Linked DNA regions of Homo sapiens: region 2 is linked to region 1. A link is an interaction called in ENCODE POLR2A ChIA-PET data of the cell type or tissue named here. Cell type or tissue: CD4-positive, alpha-beta T cell. All regions are shown on one strand. Each heading gives the region's core, and the rest is flanking DNA. Links, peaks and the distances in the headings are about the cores only. Region 1 has its middle 9.2 kb from the start of RASA3. Region 2 overlaps RASA3 (RAS p21 protein activator 3).

Region 1 (12,262 bases), core at 2,866-10,865:
GATACAGGGTTTAGCCCCTGGGAGGTGCTCCGTGCTGCTAGGGTGGCGTTTTCAACTCGTAAAGTAAAGCAATGTCCCACATTAAGCAGCTGTCTGTCAGGATTGGAAAAGGCACTCCTGGGGTCCAGGCTCACTGCACCGGCTGGTGGCCCAGGCCCAGACGTCAGCAGGGCTGGAGCAGGGCTTCTCTGGTGCTCCTGCTGGCGGCTGAGGTGCACAGTCACCCTCACCTCCCGGCAAATGAGCACTCCTCTCCCAGTCATGATGGAGAAAACACGCATCTCCCTGACTCACTCCTTAACCCAGCCGCAAACTTCACTGGGTTAGCCTCGGTCCATTTCACTCCTACATCTCGAAACTGTGGTCGTCTTTACGATACCACAAGAACCTGGGGGGCGGACAGTCCCAGAGAAAAAGTTTGTGCTGCACAAATGGATGCTGGGCATGACCAGAGTGCCCCACAGACGGTCGACTCAGACCCCACGTGCATCTCTCCCCAGTCGGTCCCTAAAACCCACCCTCAGTGCTTATCCAGGCACATCGGAGCAAGGTATCTGTATGTGGGGCCCCCAGCCCTCTGAGAGGCACAGGGGCTGAGCATACATCCAGGGCTCCCGCAACAAAACACAGCCCCGCAGAGCTGCCCAAGCACCGGCCTTCTCACATTTGTGTTCTAAATGAAGGATTTGGTCATTCGTTTTCTAAATTAGAAAGTTGTCTCTTAGAGCTGTGATAATATGAGCTGGGAAATAAAATACTGAGAGAAGAAAGGATCAGATGATGACCCAATAGAAAATCTCTATAATTTCTTCTTTCAATGACCTTGGTGTTACACTTTGCTCTCTTTGGATATACTCTTCTGTTCACATATCAACCCATTGACAAGTGGACATTCATTCATTTCCAAAACAGCATTATTAGATCATGTCTGAACAATCTACTTTCAAAGGATTTGAAGCCACATAAATGACCAGTACACAACGGAATAATTTTTGGAGGGTTCAAAGTAAGAACTGAAGGAAGAACGGTGGAATCAGGTATCTGAACCTGAAAGAGCCCATCCTGCCAGGTGCATCCCAAGGGGCTCACTGGGCCTGAATTCAAAATGGAGGCACGCGACCTTTTGCTCACTAGAGGTCACACGCCAGCTCTGCGTTCCCGGAAGTGCTGGAAATTTCACAGCTGTCTGTTCATGCTGCTGGAATCAACCAAGGCCAGAAAATCCCAATTTGCCCTCTGGACCAAACCAATAGACTGCTACCAGGCTCTACCAAACAGAATGAAGCAAGTCTGCCTCCCTTATCTGCATAAAGGCCAGAATGAGATCCTGGGCAGGAATTCCCTTGTGGAAGACAATCGCATGTTTCTTCTCTGGAATGCACCTTTGTTTTGTTCCAAAGGCAGCATCTCCCAGTTTGCAAACTGCTTGCTGGAATAATGTCTCTTTCCCCTTTTTTTTTTTTTTTTTGAGATGGAGTTTCGCTCTTGTTGCCCAGGCTGGAGTGCAATGGCGCAATCTCGGCGCTCACCACAACCTCCGCATCCCAGGTTCAAGCAATTCTCCTGCCTCAGCCTCCCGAGTAGCTGGGATTACAGGCATGCACCACTATGCCTGGCTAATTTTGTATTTTTAGTAGAGACAGGGTTTCTCCATGTTGAGGATGGTCTCGAACTCCTGACTTCAGGTGATCCGCCCGCCTCAGCCTCCCAAAGTACTGGGGTTACAGGCGTGAGCCACCGCGCCCGGCCTGTCTCTTTCCTTTTAAAAGAAATTTTTTTAGTGGATTTGTTGACACATGTAAGGTGAGAACAGCTGAACGTAAAGCTACACACTGAGCTTCCGGATAGCCAAGGTGAAAAGGGAAATATGGAAATATGAATCTTACACAAGTCACATTATCTGATAAAAGGAAGCATGTCAGACTTTCAGGAAAGACAGTACTTTAGCCCACAAGGCAATACAAGAAATTTTTTAGGGAATTCTTTTCAAAAGGAATATTGGACAAGTTAGGGGAGGATGTTTTTAATCTCAAATGACACTCACTACAGGGCCTAGAACATGGTAAATGCTCAATGAATGTTTGTTGAATGAATGTAGTAAAAATATAACATTAAATCATAATTCTCGCATAAAATTTATGTAGGCACTTAGAAGTCAAAGAAAGTAGCTTTCTAGTGACCTGATGAGCTGCGAAAGAACACATTTGGAGAATCTAGAGAGATGAATAAATAGCCACCGAAGAGTCTTTCTCAAACATTAGTTGAGCCACACAACTGAGAGAAGCAGACAGGTCCACTCCAAGATTCCTGTGGATGCCGAGGCCTGGTGGTCTGTGTTGTTGATGGACAGGAGACGCAATGCTGTGCTGGGTTTATCAACTACAGTCGGAGGCTCAGGTGGGCCTTACCACGGAGCATCATGGTCTCGCTCTCATCTTCTTGAAATGCAGAGAGAGAGGAAAGAAGCAGCCTAGACCCCCGAGTCATGAAGCAGACAGCAGTGGGTGTAGACACGGTGGCGGTGGGTGTAGACACGGTGGAGGTGGGTGTAGACACGGTGGAAGTGGGTGTAGACACGGTGGTGGGTGTAGACATGGTGGAGGTGGGTGTAGACACGGTGGAGGTGGGTGTAGACACGGTGGTGGGTGTAGACACGGCGGTGGGTGTAGACACGGTGGAGGTGGGTGTAGACACGGTGGTGGGTGTAGACACGGTGGTGGTGGGTGTAGACACGGTGGAGGTGGGTTTAGACACGGTGGTGGGTGTAGACACGGTGGTGGGTGTAGACACGGTGGAGGTGGGTGTAGACACGGTGGTGGGTGTAGACACGGTGGCGGTGGGTGTAGACACGGTGGAGGTGGGTTTAGACACGGTGGTGGGTGTAGACACGGTGGTGGGTGTAGACACGGTGGAGGTGGGTGTAGACACGGTGGTGGGTGTAGACACGGTGGCGGTGGGTGTAGACGCGGTGGAGGTGGGTGTAGACACGGTGGTGGGTTTAGACACGGTGGTGGGTGTAGACACAGTGGTGGTGGGTGTAGACACGGTGGAGGTGGGTGTAGACACGGCGGTGGGTGTAGACACGGTGGCGGTGGGTGTAGACGCGGTGGAGGTGGGTGTAGACACGGTGGTGGGTTTAGACACGGTGGTGGGTGTAGACACGGCGGTGGTGGGTGTAGACACGGTGGTGGTGGGTGTAGACACGGCGGAGGTGGGTGTAGACACGGCGGAGGTGGGTGTAGACACGGTGGTGGGTGTAGACACAGCGGTGGTGGGTGTAGACACGGCGGAGGTGGGTGTAGACACGGTGGTGGGTGTAGACACAGTGGTGGTGGGTGTAGACACGGTGGAGGTGGGTTTAGACACGGCGGTGGGTGTAGACACGGTGGAGGTGGGTGTAGACATGGAGGTGGGTTTAGACACGGTGGAGGTGGGTGTAGACACGGTGGTGGGTGTAGACACGGTGGCGGTGGGTGTAGACACGGTGGCGGTGGGTGTAGACACGGTGGTGGGTGTAGACACGGTGGTGGTGGGTGTAGACACGGTGGAGGTGGATGTAGACAGGGTGGTGGGTGTAGACAAGGTGGAGTTGGGTGTAGACACGGTGGTGGTGGGTGTAGACACGGTGGTGGTGGGTGTAGACACGGTGGTGGGTGTAGACACGGTGGTGGTGGGTGTAGACACGGTGGAGGTGGATGTAGACAGGGTGGTGGGTGTAGACAAGGTGGAGTTGGGTGTAGACACGGTGGTGGTGGGTGTAGACATGGCGGAGGTGGGTGTAGACACGGTGGAGGTGGGTGTAGACACGGCGGTGGGTGTAGACACGGTGGAGGTGGGTGTAGACATGGTGGTGGGTGTAGACACGGTGGTGGTGGGTGTAGACACGGTGGCGGTGGGTGTAGACACAGTGGAGGTGGTTTTAGACATGGTGGTGGGTGTAGACACGGCGGAGGTGAGTGTAGACACGGCAGAGGTGGGTGTAGACACGGTGGTGGGTGTAGACACGGCGGTGGGTGTAGACATGGTGGAGGTGGGTGTAGACAGGGTGGTGGGTGTAGACACGGTGGAGGTGGGTGTAGACACGGTGGAGGTGGGTGTAGACACGGTGGTGGGTGTAGACACGGTGGCGGTGGGTGTAGACACGGTGGTGGGTGTAGACACGATGGTGGGTGTAGACACGGTGGAGGTGGGTGTAGACACGGTGGTGGGTGTAGACACAGTGGCGGTGGGTGTAGACACGGCGGTGGGTGTAGACATGGTGGAGGTGGGTGTAGACAGGGTGGTGGGTGTAGACACGGTGGAGGTGGGTGTAGACACGGTGGTGGGTGTAGACACGGTGGCGGTGGGTGTAGACACGGTGGCGGTGAGTGTAGACACGGTGGAGGTGGGTGTAGACACGGTGGTGGGTGTAGACACGGTGGAGGTGGGTGTAGACACGGTGGCAGCACCGCACGGAACACTCAAAGCCCACTTTCTGGCTGTGATGGCCGAGGAGAGCTGCCTCCCCTCCGAGTGGCCCATCCTAGGTACCCTTGAGCCTCACAAGCTCAGTTGCCAACCTCCCTGCTTCAGGGAGGGGTGGGGCAGCGGGTGGGACAGGAAATTCACCAGGTTGTGCAGGGCAGGGCAGGAGAGCAGAGGGAGACGCTCACGCCCCCGCCCCCAGGCCCGCAGAAGCCGTGGGTGCTGATGAATGCCCCTCAGCCCACAAATCCCTGGCACCTTGACTGTGACAACGATCGCGGCTGCTTTCATTATACTTAGGAGTTGTGAACCACCGCGTCAATTACTTTTATTTCTTCAAATAGTTTCCTGTGAAGCTAACTCATCTCCCCAGATTGTCTCCCAATTTCTTCGTCTGTAAAATGGGGCTGGCAGCAGTGCCCGCCCGCAGGCCTGTGCCGGGACCAAGCTGCGTGTGCTGTGTGTCCTGTGTCTGGCAGATAAGAAACAGTCGGCTAGAGGTAGCTTTTCTCGTGGTTATTTTTCCCGAGAGCACTGGCAGGCATTTTTCCTCTCTGCCATCCTCCCAGCACTGCACACTGTGTCGGGCCCCTGGTGGATTTGCAGATCTAACTCTTGTACGTACATAAACCACACCAGGACCACAGAAGAGAAGCCGAAGTGTGGGTGCTGTCCCCAGGGAGCCCCCGCAGTCTGCCCAGGCTCAGCCTCCTCCCACCCACAAGGAAGGCTGTGGATTAGGAGAGTGAGGAAAATGCCCTTCAAAATACATGATGCATAAAAAACACAAACGTTCACCGCAGATTTATTTGTAATGGCAGAAAACTGGAGGCAACCTTCAAGCTGTCCTTCAGCAGGTAAAGAGTGAACTGCGTGAAAAGCAGCAAGCGAGCGGGTGCACAGTGTTGCAGGTGAGCCTCAGGGGAACTGGGCTGAGTGAAGGGAGACAGTCTCAAGCTGACAAAGTCACAGCAACGGAAAGCAGAGCAGCGGGTGTCAGCGGTCAGGGGTCAGGGAGGGGCAGGAGGTGGCTGTGGCTGGAAAAGGAGCAGGAGAGATGCTCGTGGGATGGAAATGTCCGGCATCTGCACAGAGATCTGCATACAGGGCACAACTGCCCAGCTCTAGACACACTCACACACACACTCACACACACACACACACGGGACACAACTGCCCAGCTCGTCCCTCACACACACATGCACACACACTCCCTCACACACACACATGGGACACAACTGCCCAAAACTAGACACACTCACATGTGCACACTCCCTCACACACACACGCACACACTACCTCACATGTAAGCACACATGCACACATGCTCACACACACTCCCTCATTCACACACACACTCCCTCACATGCACACACCCTCCCTCACTCACACACGCTAGCGCACACATGCACACACACACTCACTCATACGCGCGCACACACACTCCCTCAATGACACGTGCACACACATGCGCACATACATACTCCCTCCCTCACACACAACCTTACACACAAATTCCCTCACATGCACTCACACACGCACACACACTCCCTCACACATACACATACAAACTCACATGCACACACCCTCCCTCCCTCACAGACACACATGCACACATGCTCACACATGTCCTCACATGCCCACACCCTCCTTCATTCGCACACACACACCCTCCCTCACTCACACATGCAAGCACACACGTGCACATGCTCACACACATCCTCACACACTTCCTCACACACCCTCACCCACATGCACTCACACACATGCACACACACTCCCTCACTCATGCACACATACACAAGCATACTCACGCTCATACATGCTCACACACCCTCCCCTCCCTCACACCCACATGCACACACTCGCACATGCACATATGGTCACACAGTCCCTCACACACACACTCCCAGTCCCTCACACACACAAGCACACACACAGACATGCACACACATTCATGCACTTCCTCCTTCACACACATTCATGCTCCTCACACAAATACACCCACATGCACACATGCACACAGACACACTGGTACACACACACGGACACCCACATGCACACACACACAAGCATACCCACATGCACACATACAGACACTGACACACACATGCGCACCCACATGCACACATACACATAGACACACTGATACTCTCACACACCCACATGCACACAGACACACACACATGCACACCCACATATACACAGACGCACTGACAGACTCACACAGACTCACCCATACACATACACTGACACACACACCCCCATGCTCACACACACACTGACACACACGCTCACACCCAGTGTATGTGCAGCTGGTGCCATCCGCCCTCAGGGCACTTGATCCCATCGGTGACCACTCCTTGCTTTGCAAGATGCTGCTGTTGGGGGAACTGGGCAAAGGGGCTGCTGTTGGGGGAACTGGGCAAAGGGAACAGGCACTCTCCGTGTTATTCCTTACGACTGTGTGTGAATCTGCAATTATCTCAAAAGAGAACCGTTTAAAGCAAGAGGACTATGTGGGAGTGGACACCAGCTCCCTGGCCCTGTCCTGCTCTTGCGGCAGCCCCCACCTGCCCGAGGCCTCCGCTGTGGGAACTGGAACCTCCCTCACAGGAAGGGCGTGACCTCGTGTTTACCAGCCCTGCCCTGAGCGCAGAGCCCTTCGTGGAAATTGGTGCCTTGTTGTCATGAGAGGAAGGTTGAGGCCAGGAGAAACCTCAAGTTCTTGTGGGCATGGTGCTGCCTCGCGGTTTGACTGCAGGAGGCCTTACGGCGGCTCCGAGATGGGTGGCTTGGCCTGGAGCAGGACGAGCCAGGGCGAGGGCAGCTGCTGGGCGCCGTGACCCTGGCTCCTGCTGCAGGCTTTCCTCTGGGCCCCCTGTTCCAGAACCTTCTCCCTCTCAGGCCACCTGTGTCTGTGCCCCTCAGGAAGCAAGCAGGCTTTCTGCAGACCAGGCTCTCTCCACCCTCCAGGAGGCGTGGCTGTCAGGGCAGCTGGCTGGCGCCCCACTGCTCTCCAAGCCAACCAGCACCAGGTGTGAAAGGAGTCAAATGTGTCCCAACGTATAAACAATGTTTATCCCGACTAGACAGGCCACATCCTGATGTTTTACATTCTGTTCTAGCTTCCTAGACTAACCTTGTGTACTCAGCTTCTAAATGAGTGTCGGGCCCCTCAAGTAGATGCCGTGAGCAGCTGCTGTGTGCACGTATGTGTGTGCTTGTATGTGTGAACGACAGTGTGTGAGTGTAAGTGAGGGAGTGTGTGTGTGTGAGGACGTGTGAGAGCATGTGCGCATGTGCCGAAGGTGCCAGCTCAGGACAACCAAGCATTACGTGTTCAGGAATTTTGCAAGCTGGTTGTTAAACAGAGCCATTACTAAAAATTCAATTCGATGGGCTTATAGAGTTTATAAAATTGCACGAACCCATGCTCTGGGGTCGCTGACATCTGTTCTATGGAGGAAATACAGTCACGCACCACATGACAATGTTTTGATATGGAGGAAATACAGCCACGCACCATATAACAATGTTTTGATATGGAGGAAATACAGCCACGCACCATATAACAATGTTTTGATATGGAGGAAATACAGCCACGCACCATATAACAATGTTTTGGTCAAGCAGGGTGGTCCCACAGGATTGTAGCACCAGATTCTTACTGTCCTCTCCCGGGTTAGTTGTGTTTGGACGCACATACACCACTGTGTGGCAGTCGCCTGTGGCATTCGGTACAGGAGCCTGCACACAGGTCTGTGGCGGAGGAGCGCTGGCTGTACCTTGCAGCCCAGGCCTACAGGGGGCCCGGCCATCCAGGCGTGTGTAAGTCACTGTGAGGCCCGCACAGAGAAATCGCCCAGCCATGTATTTCTCAGAGTGCATCCCTGTCACAAAGCCACGGTGAGTGTGAACGCAGGGAGCGCTGCCTGTACCTCCTCCCACCTGGGAGTGTCTCATGCCCTCCCCCAACCCCGTTTTTTCCTGAGTCATTTGTTAAACCTTGGCCTCGCTTGTGACTGGCAGTTTGAAATGCCCTATTCAAGTCAACTCCCCTCCCTGGCCCACGCCACCTTCGTGTTTCCTGTGAAGAGGCTGAAGGGAGGCCATGGGGGCCCAACGTGTGACCAGTGGGTACTCAGCTGGGAGTGGTGCACATTCCAACTCAGGGTCCAGAGCTGTCACCCCACAAGGTCCTGCCTCTCGACTCATGCCCACCCCAGAGGTAAGGACCGTCTGCCCACAGCCTGGGCTTCCAGGCGCTGCAGCTGGGAACTGTCACCCCACCTGGAATGGTCCCCTGAGATGTGGCTCTGTCAAGGGCTGGGGACAGGTTCTGGCTCCGGGCACGTGGACTCTCGCCCACCCAGGTCCAGGACCCAAGGCACAGAGGCTGGGCTGATTCCTGGGGGCCTCGCTGTGCCCTTCCTGCACAGCCCCTGGGGGATTTGCAGGGTGTGGGGTCTTTGTGGGGCCTTGTCCTTCAGAGCTTCCTATTTGCCCCTTTCAAATTGGTTGAAGAAACCTTGGGGAGTCAGGAGAGAGCCGAGAATCAGGACTGAGTGAGAACAGCGAGCTGCCCTCCAAGGCCGCCTCTGACTGGGGAGGCTTCCGCGTGGCTGTGCAGTCACTGGGCTGATGAGGCTTTCCGCCCTTACAACACAGGTTCAACTACAACACCTCAAACTCAACCCCAACAGCTATGAAAGCAGCATCGGGGAATTGGAACGAAATCACTCCCGATCCCACCTCTGCTACATCCGAGCCATGTCTGTTCCTGCATTCATTTCCTGCAATTTTACTCCCCAGCATTCGTGTTTTCATGTGGTTCTAACTAAGGCCCTAGAGGCTACAGCCCCACGCCGTCCTTGCAGAAGCTGTAGCTCATCTCCTTCGCTATTTTAATTGAATGGGCACCAAGCGTTTGCCCTGGACCACCTGTGAAAGGCACCGAGGGAGAAGCCATGGGCTCAAGACCCCCCAGCCAGGGCTCGCCTTAGGACCCTTTACATATTTGAAGGGAGGCCAGGAAGGTGCAGCCACAGTTTCATTCTCTTATCACTCTGCCTGCATTTTTCAGGTTTCAATAAGAGCAGATATAATTAGAGGGGCTCTGTTCCTCCTGGAGAAAGAACACTGCAAATTACAGGGTATCTCTAATGAGCCATGGACCGGAAGACAGCATCACTGACCCCTCATCATCTCAGGCTCTCCTCTTGCCACTCCCACCATGACTGGCTGGATGACCAAGCAGGGGCCTGAGTGTTCAGCTACAAAGACAAGCAGCTCCATGCAGCCTTCAGAGAGGAAGAGAGGCAGGTGGCTAGAGAGCCCCCTGTGACAGATGGGCTGGTCCGGGCAGGAGGAAGGAGGGCAGGGGCTGGAGAGTCCCTGGGGACCAATGGGGCTTCTTGGCCTAAATGCCACGGGTGGGAGCTGGGGCAGCAGGGGTTTGTGAGGCACTCACCTGGATTATCTGTCATTGTTGTAGCTCATACAGTCCAAGGACCTCAGACTATAAATGTGTGGTGGTGAATTAACTACCTGTTGTGATGTTATCCTGGTCCTGTGAAGATTTACAAGGAGCCATGTCACTTCTCTGCCAAAACCCTGGACTGTCCTCCTGTCCCCCTTGGCACAAATCACAAAGCGCCATCGTGCACACAGGAGCCCGGGGGCTCAGGCGTCACCCAGCAGCTCCAGGCCTCCTGGCTCCAACCCTCTGCCTTCTTGCTTTCCCTTCAGCAGAACGGGTCTCTCCCTTCCCGGGGCCTTTGCACATTCCCCCTGTAGGAATGCTCTGTCTTGCTCTCTGCAGGAATTCCCTCTGCAGCAATGCTCTGTCCCCAGGGATCTGTGTGTTGCTTCTCTCTGAGGACACCTGCGAGCGAGATTTCCTCGACTACACAACGTCAAATAACTGGCCCTTACCTGCATCTGCCCTGCTTTATTTTCCTGAGTAACACGCACGTAACACGCGTCACCACCTGGCCTGCTCACTGATGTGACTGCTCATTGACCCTCCCAGACTCAGTGGGGTGAAGATATCTCATTCCTAATTGCATCTCACTTAGCAGTAATAAACAGAACACGAATCTGCATTCAACGGTCGATGCTTCCACAGTGTTTCCTCCAATACTCGAGAATCTGCTCCACAGGTAAACGGACTTCTCCAACTGGTGATAGAAATGGTGGTGCCCGTGGTGGTGGGAACCCACACCCACCCTCAGACTCCAACTCGCGCATCTCCGCAGGCCCAACAGCCCCCGCTCCAGTGGCGCAGAGACCCCCGAAGGCCGGCACCTGGACGTTCCCCTTGAGCTATTCACTTAAGAAGAAAAAACAGTCCAGTCTCCATAGGGCACTCTTCTCATCCATTCTGAGAATTGAAAATCAGGCTTTTTGTTTGTTTTGTTTTTAACCTCAAACAGCACTGTTTCTAAACCACGGGGAGTGAATCCAAATCTGAAGACAGAATATGGACTGAACTTCGGGGCTCCCTGGGCTGCTGGCTGTCAGCTCACCTGTGCCCACCTACCCCGTGCCCACCTGCTTTACTTACCATCCTGGAAAGACTTCTCAGTCTCAGCCATGGCCCATGGCAGCCCAGGCAGCCCTTGCCTTCCGCTCTCTGCGAGGGAGCCCCTGGAGGGCGGCAGTGGAAGAGACGCTCTGAAGCCTCAACAGCTCCAGAGACCAGTGGGCAGCCTTTCCATTCCTGTGTGCCGGCCTGACATCCCCCCGCGTGAACTCCCTTGCACACACACGAACACACACACACAGAGATTACCCACACGCCCATTCAAACAGCAACTTAATAACAAGGAACTGAAAAAAAGAAAGGCTATTAGACCCAAATGAGAATCACAAGGTGGATCCCAATGAGAACTGTCTGCAGCATCACACTCACCGCTGTGTCTGAGAACAGGATTTTCCATTTCGGCAGTGGATCTAAACCTGATGCCCAGGACCTGTTTTAAGCAGTGAATCAAAGATCACAGAAGTTAAAGTTTGGCAAGTTTTCGACGTCAAGGAGATGGAAAGCCTAAAATCAGTTTCTGAACCACTAAATTAGAGGGAACAGCCTTGCTCGCGAATTTTCCAGAATTCCACAAACAATTAAGAAGACCCAGGGTAGGAAGCACATACAATTTGTTTTCTTTGATGGTTAAGTTGGTTTAAGGCACAGAGTTGAGAAGACAGGCAAGAAGAAGCAACTGTTCAAGCCCCAAGGAGAATCCTGAACCGACCCAGCCCCCAAGGAGAATCCAGAACCGACCCAGCCCCCGAGGAGAACCCAGAACCGACCCAGCCCCCGAGGAGAACCCAGAACCGACCCAGCCCCCGAGGAGATCCCAGAACCGACCCAGCCCCCGAGGAGAACCCAGAACCGACCCAGCCCCCGAGGAGATCCCAGAACCGACCCAGCCCCCAATGAGATCCCACAACCGACCCAGCCCCCGAGGAGATCCCAGAACCGACCCAGCCCCCGAGGAGACCCCAGAACCGACCCAGCCCCCGAGGAGACCCCAGAACCGACCCAGCCCCCGAGGAGATCCCAGAACCGACCCAGCCCCCGAGGAGATCCCACAACCGACCCAGCCCCCGAGGAGACCCCAGAACCGACCCAGCCCCCGAGGAGATCCCAGAACCGACCCAGCCCCCGAGGAGATCCCACAACCGACCCAGCCCCCGAGGAGATCCCACAACCGACCCAGCCCCCGAGGAGACCCCAGAACCGACCCAGCCCCCGAGGAGATCCCACAACCGACCCAGCCCCCGAGGAGACCCC
Region 2 (12,262 bases), core at 1,576-9,575, 77 kb before region 1:
CTTGCCGGGGGAAGCACGACTTTGAAGATGGGGACGTCCACGTTTCAACGCTGCCTTGCCAGAGGCCAGTTCCCTCATCTCTCAGCCTCAGGACACCGCCCTCTCCACAGTGCAGCCTGCGGGCACAGAGGGCGCTCGGCTGGGGAAGGGCAGTGGCTCTGCCCCCAAAGCGGCCTCCCCAGGACACACCACTGCCTGGCTTGGAGGTTTCTTCCTCTGCCCTGCACAGTGAGACAAGCACATGGCAGGGCCTCCCACACACCAGGACCAAACAACGGGGAGCACTTTCGATGTCTTTGGCCCCCGCCAGGCGTGGCTCACTGGACCCAGAAACCACAGCGCTCTCTCTCTCCATGACTGTTTCAGCTGCCCATCCCCGTTCTAGACTGTGGGAATAGCAGCCAATGAAGCAAAGTCCTGGCCCCATGGAGCCAGCCAAAGAGCACACAGAACCACGAATGTCCAACGCGGGCAAGGCTGGCGGGGGCAGCACTGTGGCCTCGCTCGGGGGACAGGGAGGCTTACGGACGAGTGAGCGCTTGAACAGCGCTGTGGACGGTGAGGAGACCCGCAGGAGGACAAGGGAACGCATGAATGAGGCCATGGACGGCGCGGAGAGCGCAGGAGGGGTCTAGGCAGAGGGACACCAGGTGCGAAGGCCTCGAGGCAGCAGGGCTTGTGTGTGGTAAAGACGTAGGAGCAAGGAGAAGGCTGACGTGGCCTGGGCAGGGCACGGCAGGACCGGAGCATGCTGGGAGCCGAGGTCAGAGGTCAGGGTGCAGCCGAGGTCACGTGGTGCAGAGCAGACATTTCACCACAGCAGCTGGGAATATGCAGGCCCGTGCAAGACACTGGATGGACGGATGCACGGATGGGGCAGTGGGCATGCAGGGAGGAATCACCTGTCTCAGGTCAGCAGCCAGGAGCTGCCCAGACCTGGCACAGTGGACCAGGAAGGGAAGGTCACCCAAGCCTCCACAGGTGGGGCTTTCTGCAAGCAAGGTGCAGCGGTCAGCCCGAGAGGCCACGGTGCCGAGCAAATCCTGGTTGTCCTCATGGGGACGACAGGAATTCAGTTCTGGCAGAGCCAAGACTGCCGGGAAGCCAGAGGGGCTCCTGCAGGAGGTGACGGGCCTGCGGGGACGCGAAGGGCCAGGACCGGACACGCCCCGTTCCGCTCTGCTTCCAGTGAGGCGAGAGGCGGGCAGGACGCAGCTGGAGCCGCGCACGCCCGGAGCTCAGGCCAGGACTGTCCCCCAGCGCTGCGCTCGCCCGCGGTGGAGCTGCAGTGTTATCAGTGGTCAGCTCAAGTCCAGTGGCTTGAAAGGGAGGCAGAGGCCTCACCTTCCCTGAGGCTCCCTGTGAAGAGCAGGAGGCTGGGCCCTCGGGAAGACCCCAGCCAGGCTCTGCCACCTCCACAGCCGGGAGACGGGGCCTCCAAAGCCGGCAGACGGAGCCCCCACAGCCGGCAGACGGAGCCCCCCACAGCCGGCAGATGGAGCCCCCCACAGCCGGCAGACGGAGCCCCCCACAGCCGGCAGACGGAGCCCCCACAGCCGGCAGATGGAGCCTGGGCACTGCACACAGAGACATTTCTTCTTCCCGAGACCTCGCACAGAAATTACTCACTTAAAAGCACTTAGAGTTTTTTCATTTTTTCAGTGGCAAATATTTCGAGGGAATACCACAGAAATAGCCACACCAAAACCCAACTCAGTTCTCCCTTCTCCACCCCCGCCACGGCCGGGGACGCTGCCTCGATGCGCGGGGCTCCCTCCGCCATGGCCGGGGACGCTGCCTTGATGCGTGGGGCTTGGGTTCTTCAGGTCTCTTGATGTTTTTCCTCTTAGAACCGCAAACTACGGTTGCCTGAAAAGGTTTCTAAAAACCCCAGGCGCCCAGGCCCACCTCAGAGAACGGCTCTTTAAGGGTGATGGGTTATGAAACAGGAGCCCTTTGGGAGGCCAAGGTGGGTGGATCATGAGGTCAAGAGATTGAGAGCATCCTGGCCAACATGGTGAAACGCCGTCTCTACTAAAAATACAAAAAAAAAAAAAATTACTGGGCATGGCGGCAGGCGCCTGTAATCCCAGCTACTCAGGAGGCTGAGGCAGGAGAATCACTTGAACCTGGGAGGCGGAGGTTGCAGTGAACCGAGATCGCACCACTGCACTCCAGCCTGGGCGACAAAGCAAGACTCTGTCTCAAAAAAAAAAAAAAAAGAAAAAGAAAGAAAGAAATACGAGCTTTGAAATCTATACTAGCCATGGAGTCTAACACGATCCTTAAGCGAACTGCTCATTACAAAGCGTGGCAGGCTGCCTTCTCTCCAGAGGGTTTCTGGTGCCCTATCCACGGAGGCGGCAGTGGGATTCAGCCGTCACCTGTGCTTGCGGTGGTAACTCCATCTCAGACTCAACAGGGGACGTGTCTGCACAGAGCACACGGCGCAGGGGTTGGGCGGGGAGGACGGCAAGGTCAAGCCAGCTCAGGGGACATGGTGGGCAGGGGGCTCCAGATCCCACGGTGGGCAGAAAAGGCGGGGGTCGGACTGACGCCGTCCTGGACCATGTCCACGTCTGGGGTCTGCAGGTTCCATCTCCCTTTCCACTGTGCCTAACCTTACATCTATAACCTACATCCAGCAAGACACGATTTTCCACGATGAGTTGATTCGTAATTCCATTTATGTGCAAGTTTTTAGAATTTTCCTGTGGGTTTTTTTTTTACTTACTTATGATTTTAATTTTGTTTGCTTTAAAAAAAACACATGCATAGGAAAGAATGCTTCCTTTCATTTCAATTAAAAACAACAAATTGCTTTTTTTTAAGCAAAAATTCATTGAGGGGGGGCTCGCATTGTACAAAGAAAATCAGACCCACCGGGATGGCTGTGATCAAAGAGACAGTAACAAGGGTAGGGAGGTGGAGATGCGAATCCAAACACACAACTTGTGCAAAGGTCAAGTGGCCACAGCCGCCACGGAAAACAGGCTGGCGGTTCCTCCGACGTTCAACACACAGTCGCCACGGGACACAGTGGTTCCACCCCCAGGTGTGCAGCAATAGACATCACAGCCCACGTCCGCACGCAGACTCGGACACGCGTGCTCACAGCCCACGTCCGCACGCAGACTCAGACACGCGTGCTCACAGCCCACGTCCGCATGCAGACTCGGACACGCGTGCTCACAGCCCACGTCCGCATGCAGACTCGGACACGCGTGCTCACAGCCCACGTTCGCACGCAGACTCAGACATGCGTGCTCACAGCCTCAGTCATGACAGCCAGACAGTGGAAACAAGGCAGGTGGGCCTCGGCTGCTGAGGGAGCAACAGCAGAACGGTGCTCAGCCCTGGAGAGGAAGGACGCCTGGACCCTGGCCCCACACCACAGCATCCACAATGTGGTGCCAACCAACAGGCCACGCACACAGAGGCCATGGGCCAGACGCTTCCACTGACACGAAATGCCCAAGAGAGGCACAGCCGGCGACAGAACGGGGACCCGTGTCTGCCGCCCCAGGAGAGGCTGCAGGCCGGAAACTGGAGGATTACAGGGCGCGAGTGTCGTTTTAGGGAGATGAAAATGTTCTAAAATTGGCTGTGGCAATTGTTGCACAACTCTGCAAATATACTAAAAACCACTGAATTGTACATTTCAAAATGGGTGAATTGTACGGTGCTTGAATTATACCTCAATAAAGCTATTTTTAAAGAAACAAAATTTTAAATACGTAAAAAAATCAGAAAGTGAAATCTGGAATTAACATTCCAGGAAACATCCTCCTGGAGTTTTTTCTCCAAAAATATAAAATAGAATAAAATATATAAATGTTATAGGTTTAAAATATACAAAATATAAATATATTTGTATTACATTTATAACATAAATACAATATTTATAATACAAATATAAGTATATTCATACTATAATGACTCATTATATTATAATACAAATATATTAACAATAATAGTAAATATTTATGTTATAAATATAGAAGATACGAATGGAAATACGGATAAATTTTTTAAATAAAAGTGAGGTTATGTTCCCTGTGACAGAGTCAGCTTTTTCCTTTCACATCAGGCCATGGGCCACTTTCCAAAGAGCTGATAAAACGCTGGGGTCAGACGGCACGTGTGTGCGTGGACAGCAGTGCCAGGTCCCCCTGCCATGTGCACGCTGTGTGGTGGGAGCAGCAGGGGTGAGCACCCTGGGAACGCAGATCTGTGCAGTGGCTGATTGTCCCCGTGGGATAAATTCCTCCAAGGATGTGCACTGTCCTGAGGCCTTTGAAACACAAAGCCACAGAACCCTCCAGGGAGTCTGGACCAGTGTCCACCCCCAGCATACGCCGTCTTATAAATATTTCTACAGTTTGCTAAACCGGTGGCAAAAACCTGCTTAAATTTTAAATGTCTGGCTCATTGGTGAGGTGGAATGTCCATCTTTTTATGAGCAGTTTTAAATCTCATTTTTTCTTGAAATGCTCTGGGCCTGTTTTCTATTAGAATGACCATCTTTTCATGCTCAGGATTTAACCCTCCGGGAACTTCTGAATGTGTGTTGCAACTTAAAAGACATATTATTTCACAACATTTAAGGAGGATCTTTTTTGAACTAAAAAAACCCCCACAAATTTGTTAAATTTGTCACCAGTGGGTGACTATGGACCTGTGATCAGCCAACTCTGAAATGAGCTCCAGCAGATGGACACAGCGTCCCAGGACCTGCAGGAGCAGAGGCTGCGAGGCCAGCCACGTCCACCTCGATCACGTCACCTCGTGGGCAGAATGGCCTACGCCCCATGTCCTCCCAGCCCCACCCAGAACCCACGGTGAGCACCCGGCAGGAAGTGGCCACAGCACCATCACTGGAGGCCACGCGGAGTCTGAGGACAGCAGCTTTCCCCCCTATGCTGTTGTGGGGACTCCAGGCTCAGCCTGAGGACAGGGTCAGTTCCCTCCACACAGCACCAACACTCCCAGGTGCAAAGCCCAGGCCCACGGACAGCCCCCCGCTGTCCGTGGGTCTCATGGTGGGGGCACCCATTTTCTTTCATCAGCAGGAAGGTTTGTGCTTTCTCCTTCCTGGGCAGCAGAGTTTGAAGCGTATTCCAAAAGAAAAATGAAACCGGCTGAACGCTAGGGCATTCCTCCCATCCCCCATCCTGTTCGGTGGCCTGTGCCGGACAATCTCTTCTTTCTGATGGACTCAAAGGGGCCACACAGCCACCAGGTGCCCCCCTTCCCATCAGCAGCTTAACCTCGGGGTATCTCTTGGACAGGCCGGCTTTGTCTCCAGCCGAGGTCAGCAGCAGTCAGATGCGGGATGAATGCCTGGCCCAGGCGGCCCCCACTCACCGCCCGAGGGCTCTGGAACTCTCTTTCCAAATAAAGAAAAAGTGCGGCCTGAGAGGACCAGGCTCGCCTGAAATCCTGCCATGTGGCCTAAGGAAATTAACGCACGCAGCAGCCTCTCCCTCTGAGGCAGAGACCCTGGCAAAGTCTCCTTTCCCTCAGTCATTTCTGGAAGAAGTGCAAATGAAGTTTCACAGAATCAAGCAAACTTTCACGGGGAAAAAAGAAAAAACCTCTTGCAGAAAACAGAGTTGACCTTTAAGTAGTGGCTCTGATGAGGGGAAACCATCTGAACTGAATTCCTCCTCCTCCTGGAGCCTGGAGCAGGGGCTCAGCTGGGACCAGCAGAGAAACCCCCGCCTTCTCCTCCCTGAGTCACTTCCCAGCATCTGCGCAAGGCTGGCGCTGCCCCATCCCGCCTGCGGCTGCTCCCATCACGTGATCATAAGAAAATAAACCTGGTTTCCCAGCTCTGTGCTCTGCCGCAGGCTCGGGGCCCATTTCCCAAACGCTGGGGGGAGCCGGGAGCTGCCAGGGCTGCCCCAGCCTCGGGGTAGAGGGTAAAGGCTGCGTGAAGAGGAACCAAACCCCAAACCGGGTCTGCGAAGCAGCCCTGGGGCTCCCAAGCCAGCCTCTGGGCTGAGCTCTGCGGTCCTGAGTCACTGCCTGACTCATCCTCAGAGGCGCCCCACAGAGAAGGGGCAACTTGGCCAGGGAAAATGCTCCATCTCCGCAAAGGACAGGAGGCAAAACACACCCATCAGAAGCACATGGCCAGTGCAGGGCCACACAGCCCTGGCTCCCACAGACCGCAGGCTGGAGAATGGGGGTCCGCGGTCAGCTCATAGCCCACCCGCCACCCAGCACTGCAGGGTCACACAGCCCTGGCTCCCAGAGGTCAGAGGCTGGAGGGCAGGGGTCCGTGGTCAGCTCACAGCCCACTCACCACCCAGCACGGCAGGTCTCAGCGGAAGCCCCACACACACTGGGTTGCAGCCTCCTGTGGTTCAAGATGGGTGGGGTTATTTTGAAATGTTGGCAAATAGAGCTGTGAGTCTTCAAACGGAACCCAAAGACTCAGTGAGGAAAGCAGGCGGGCTGGGCTGAGACTCACAGCTGCAGCGGCCGTGGTGAGCCACCTCACCTCCCCGAGCCTCAGTCTCCCCATCTGTTCAGGGGCACCGAGGAGCTGCCCCTCGGCTCATGGGCTCTGTGGTCGCCAGGCACGCCACACACCACACGCCACACACCACTGCACGCAGCACCCCGGGACACTGTGGCCTCGGCTCCCGCCTCTCCTGCACATGAGGCTCTTTCCTCTCTCCCACCCCATACCCCCCAAAAAAGAACCACCATCCTTACAAACAAATGAAAATCGGCTGGGTCTTTAGGGCCCGGCCACGATGTGTGACTGCAGCAGTGACTCTCAGGAGGAGGCACAACCAGACACCGGGTCCCCTGCAGCAGCTGAGACACCTCAAACCCCAAACCCTCAGTGAGGCCCTGGTGGGAAAAGGGGCTCTCCAGGGAGGTGCCAGGGGCAGGAGAGAGGGCCAGCGGCCGAGGAGCGGGAGGCGGCCGGGCGAGAGGAGGCCCGGGCAGGAGGGAGAAGGGGGGACCTGGCCTTTGCTCCTCATGGGATCCTCGGTGCGGCCCCCTCGTGACAGGCCCAGCCTCTCCCTGCAGTGGCCCAGCCACAGCTCAGGGCCAGGAGGCTCCTGCAGGCACAGGCGGCCGATGAGTCCCTTCCAGGCCTGGGCCTGGGGCAGCCTGCCATGTGCAGTAGACACTCAGTACTCACAGAATACGAGCAACCTCATGCTCTCCGCCGGCTGAGTTCCTGTGCGGCTGAGAGAACCCCCTGCATCATTCTGACACAGGTGCGCTCCTGTGAGCCAGCATGACACGGAAGGACACACACATGCAGGTGGAGATGGAGATGCTGGGCCGGGCTTGGGGGTCATACAGACAGGACCAGGGGCTCTGACCTGCTGGGAGATTTGGGGCCAGCATTCCAGGACTGAGAGAACAGATCCCTGGCCTGGGGTGCTCTGGGGCTGAGGATGGGCCCCCACCTGGGCTGAGGATGGGCCCAACCTGGGCTGAGGACGGGCCTCCCCACCTGGGCTGAGGACAGGCCCCCCTACCTGGGCTGAGGACGGGCCCCCCAACCTGGGCTGAGGACGGGCCCCCTGACCTGGGCTGAGGACTGGCCCCCTGACCTGGGCTGAGGACAGGCCCCCCAACCTGGGCTGAGGATGGGCCCCCCAGCTGGGGCACTCTGGGGCTGAGGACGGGCCCCCCACCTGGGGCACTCTGGAGCTGAGGATGGGCCCCCACCTGCGGTACTCTGGGGCTGAGGACGGGCCCCCCACCTGGGGCACTTCTGGGGCTGAGGATGGGCCCCCACCTGCGGACACCCCGGGGCTGAGGATGGGCCCCCACCTGGGGTACTCTGGGGCTGAGGATGGGTCCCCTACTCCAGCAGTTCTGGGATATTCTGGGCTTCAAGAAGCCTCCAGTCGTGTCAAGCAGGTTTTTGTTTAAGCTCTAACTTGAGAGTGAAAATAAATGTTCATGGGAAATGTGACTTTTCATGAGTCGCCTAATGTCAAAGTCGGTGTTTCCTAAGTCAGCAACTTGGTTTTTATTAAAAGCATCTGAGAGAATGAACCGTCTGTCTCCCAAACCACCAACTTCCTCCTGCCCCTTTCAGTTTCTAACCCCAAATAACTTCTCCCCTCCCGAAAAACTTTGGAGCTGTGGAGACATTTCTTGGTTTAGTCATTTCTACTACACAAAAGTACTATTTTGGGGGTGATTTACATCTTGCAGTATGAACAGAAAGAAACCTCCCTGTCTTTAACAAACACCCACTGCGTGCACACAGGACGGGACGGGCTTCCACCCAGAAGAGCTCAGAGCCTGCCCCTCAGGGCTGCCAAGTGAGGGTCCCTGGTGATGTCTGATGTCCTCGTCTGCCTGGGAAGACCCAGCTCTCCTCGCTCAGCTCTAGAAGATCTATCTGTTCCTTGACTTGTAACTTCTAATTGTACATAAAACACACAAACAAAAGAACAAGAACTCCCCCATAATTCCACTTCTCAGAAATCACATCACATTGACGTTTTTGTCTGCGTATCCAGATCATTTTGGGGGTGCTCATGATTTTTTAAACAAAAGAACTTTTCCTACAGACACAGCTTTGTAACCTAACGCATAACCAGCTTTCGGAGCAGGAGTTCAGGCCGTGGCACCTCTGGGTGGAGGGGGCACAGAAACCAGCCACGCCTGCAGTTTCTTCCTGTTGTGGCCACGGCCCCTTCTCCCCGAGATGGGCATGCAAATGAACCCTGCAAAGGACGCAGGAGCAACTCCACAGAAAGGGGGGGCCAGGGCTCCGCGTGGGGCAGAGGGCTTTGCCCAGCCTCAACCCCAGTGGCAGGGGGTAGGGTCAGACCCAGAACCCTGAGGCAGAGCCTCCCTGAGCCAGGACTGTCTGCGTGGATGAGGGTTTGGGGAGAGGTCAGCCACGTGGGCGCAGAGGAAGCAGGCAGGGACAGACACCATTCCACGTCCTTACGTGGATGGAAGGAAATGAGGACACGACACTTACTGAATATTCTTGCAAATGACTGGACTAACCCAGCAAGGAGAGATTTAGGTTCTGTTGTGTGTGACGCCAGCTGTTCCTTTCTGCTGGACAAGACGGTGATTTCCACTGCAGCGCAGCCTTGGGGAGCGGGGTCATCTCCTTGTTTTAGGGTCGTGGGTGCCGGCCCAGGGGAGGTCCAGGGCGGGAAGCTGGTTCCCAAGCCCCAGCCCTGCCAACCCAATTTCAGGGAGCCTTTTAGTTTAAGTAAATAAGGAAACAAATAGTGGCTGCCCTTTAAATGATTAAAAATGATTGCTCTAAAAGGTATGGATTGTGAACACAGTTCACTCTCAACCTCAGAAAATTATTTTTCTAGTAGGACAGAAACTGCCAAAATCACTTCCTTGGAGAAGGGCCAAGGCCAGAGAGAAAGGGCTTGTTCTCTGAAATGTGTCCACTTCGATGCGTTCTGAAGTTAAACCTGTGACAGACACTGCCCTTCAACCTCCACCTTGAAAAATACAGAAAAAAGGGAAGACAGAGGACGCTCTCCCCAGACGTCGGCTCAGCACTCGATAAAGAGGCCCCACAGACTCCAGGGCCTCGGACGCGCGGCCCAGGGGCCCGGGCCACACGCAGGGAGGAGGCGTGGGGGACACAGGCCTGAGGTGGAGCTGGGTCGGTGACCTCCTTAGTGGGAAAGAGGGAAGAAGAGAAGCTGAGTTCCGCCTTTCCTTCCTCACACATTCCATTTGCAGCTTCCTGCTAAGTCAGACGGCGATATTGGGCAACAGCAAATCAAACTTGACCCAAGTGCTTCTCCCCAGGGAATGTGAGAAGGGGCTCCTGCCCGGCTGCAGACCCAGCGGCCAGAGAGCACCCTGGGGCCCTTCTGAGCTCAGAGATGCAGACGTGGGCTTTTTTCTTTCCACAGCGACTTTGCCAAATGAACCATCAGACCTTAAAGGTGACACTGACCTTGGAGGAAGCACACGGGGGGCTGGGAGACTCAGGGACCGGGAGACTTGGGGGGCTGGGAGACTCGGGGGCCGGGAGACTCGGGGGACCAGGAGACTCAGGGGGCCAGGAGACACAGGGGCCAGGAGACTCAGGGGTCGGGAGACTCGGGGGTTGGGAGACTTGGGGGTCGGGAGACTGGGGGGTGGGAGACTGGGGGAATGGGAGATTCGGGGACCGGGAGACTCGGGGAGCCGGGAGACTCGGGGAGCCGGGAAACTGAGGGGGCCGGGAAACTGGGGGGCCAGGAGACTCGGGGGGCCAGGAGACTTGGGGGGCTGGGAGGCTCGGGGGCTGGGAGACTTGGGGGGCTGGGAGACTCGGGGGCCGGGAGACTTGGGGGGCCGGGAGACTCGGGGGCTGAGAGACTCAGGGGACCACTTGGGGGGCCAGGAGACTCGGGGGCCGGGAGACTTGGGGGGCCAGGAGACTCAGGGGCCGGGAGACTCAGGGGTCAGGAGACTGGGGGGTGGGAGACTGGGGGGGTGGGAGACTCGGGGACTGGGAGACTCAGGGAGCCGGGAGACTTGGGGGAACCGGGAAACTGGGGGGCCGGGAGACTCGGGGGCCGGGAGACTGGGGGGTGGGAGACTGGGGGGTGGGAGACTTGGGGACTGGGAGACTCGGGGAGCCGGGAGACTTGGGGGGACCGGGAAACTGGGGGGCCAGGAGACTCGGGGGCTGGGAGACTCAGGCGGCCGGGAGACTCGGGGGTTGGGAGACTCGGGGGGCCGGGAGACTTGGGGGCTGGGAGACTGGGGGGTGGGAGACTCGGGGGATGGGAGACTCGGGGACCAGGAGACTTGGGGGACCGGCCCCAAAGTGGGTGCCACCATGGAGCAAGGAGGGGGCGGTGGCCAGGACTAAACTCCCCAGCATGTGGGGCAGCCCTGCCTGACACCTGCCTCTCAGGTGGATGTCGACCAATGACTAATACAGGACTCTGTTAATGCATGTGCACCGATGGAGGGCTTCCGACCACAGATGTAGCGTGGATTCCAGCTGCAAGTTTATGAGAGAGCCAGCTTTTGGGTTCAAGTACCTTTCCTGCCAACTTTTTGTATGGGGTGGGTTGATTTGCGTTTTGCCCTCACACTACAGGGGCGGCCAGCCCGCACAGCCCTCCAAATGGACAGGGCTGCCAGCGTCCACACTAAACGGCGCCAGTGTTACACGTGGGCAGGGCTGCCGGCGTCCACGCTAAACGGCTCCACAGTCTTACACGTGGGCAGGGCTGCCGGCGTCCACGCTAAACGGCGCCACAGTCTTACACGTGGGCAGGGCTGCCGGCGTCCACGCTAAACGGCTCCACAGTCTTACACGTGGGCAGGGCTGCCGGCGTCCACGCTAAACGGCGCCACAGTCTTACACGTGGGCAGGGCTGCCGGCGTCCACGCTAAACGGCGCCACAGTTTTACACGTGGGCAGGGCTGCCGGCGTCCACGCTAAACGGCGCCACAGTTTTACACGTGGGCAGGGCTGCCGGCGTCCACGCTAAACGGCGCCACAGTGTTACACGTGGGCAGGGCTGCCGGCGTCCACGCTAAACGGCGCCACAGTGTTACACGTGGGCAGGGCTGCCGGCGTCCACGCTAAACGGTGCCACAGTTTTACTCTCTTGGAACTGTCCCACATGGGTTTCTCTTTCTTTGCTATCAGTCTTTTGTTGTGTGTGTTTTGGGTTTTTTTGAGACAAGGTCTTGCTCTGTCGCCCAGGCTGAAGTGCAGTGATGTAATCATGGCTCACTGCGGCCTCAACCTCCTGGCCTCAAGCAATCCTCACACCTCAGCCTCCCAAAGTGCTGGGATTACAGGTGTGAGCCACCACACCCGGCCAGAACCATGATTTCTATTTCTAAATTCTTCTGAAATATCTGAAAGACAACAGGCCCCCATTTCTCAACCTCACCTGAAAGAGAGGTTCCCAAACAGATTCTCCTCCCACTGGCTCTGATTCAGCGGGTCTGAGAGGATCCCGGCCTGAGAAAGACTGCCAGTAATTCTCCAGGCCCACAATCCATAGGCCTCTAACAACAGACCATTTAAACACAGAATGGACTTTTATCCAGGGAAGCTCCAAAGGCACTTCTGAAGGGCTCGGTCTCTTCCCATTTTCTTCAGAAGAATGGCTGTGCCCAGTCATCGCCATGGCAACCCCAAGACACTCTCATAAAGCCAGACTGGGCGCCTGACAATGCCCCTCAGCCTGCAGTTCTTTTTGACGAGTTATTTCAAAGAACCCGGAGCGTGCATTAACATAACACAAATGACTCTCACTCCTCGGCC

The links. Peaks named below come from ENCODE experiments on the same cell type or tissue, not always from the same donor. Only the 100,000 strongest peaks of a DNase experiment are listed, where the experiment ranks them.
Region 2: POLR2A ChIA-PET joins it to region 1 with 10 read pairs; 10 of 35 experiments call an interaction of 5 or more read pairs at or near these places.

Annotation. Positions count from the first base shown.
Region 1 is chr13:114,135,656-114,147,917 of GRCh38, forward strand. No RefSeq gene overlaps it. Among named protein-coding and RNA genes, the nearest start is that of RASA3, 9.2 kb to the left of the region's middle. RefSeq lists an enhancer at 4,984-5,979. In CD4-positive, alpha-beta T cell, for the core only: CTCF peaks have their summits at 8,268 and 8,471; DNase peaks (open chromatin) are centred at 5,386, 7,146, 7,566, 8,256 and 4 weaker places; H3K4me3 peaks cover 2,684 bases; H3K27ac peaks cover 5,491 bases.
Region 2 is chr13:114,059,471-114,071,732 of GRCh38, forward strand. The region is part of intron 2 of RASA3 (RAS p21 protein activator 3); the gene reads right to left. Among named protein-coding and RNA genes, the nearest start is that of RASA3-IT1, 44 kb to the right of the region's middle. RefSeq lists enhancers at 4,392-4,911, 5,659-5,718, 6,079-6,308, 7,239-7,368, 7,969-8,028 and 3 more and silencers at 6,839-6,908, 7,579-7,698. In CD4-positive, alpha-beta T cell, for the core only: no CTCF peak of the experiment used is centred there; DNase peaks (open chromatin) are centred at 4,771, 6,001, 6,401, 8,621 and 3 weaker places; H3K4me3 peaks cover 3,488 bases; H3K27ac peaks cover 5,055 bases.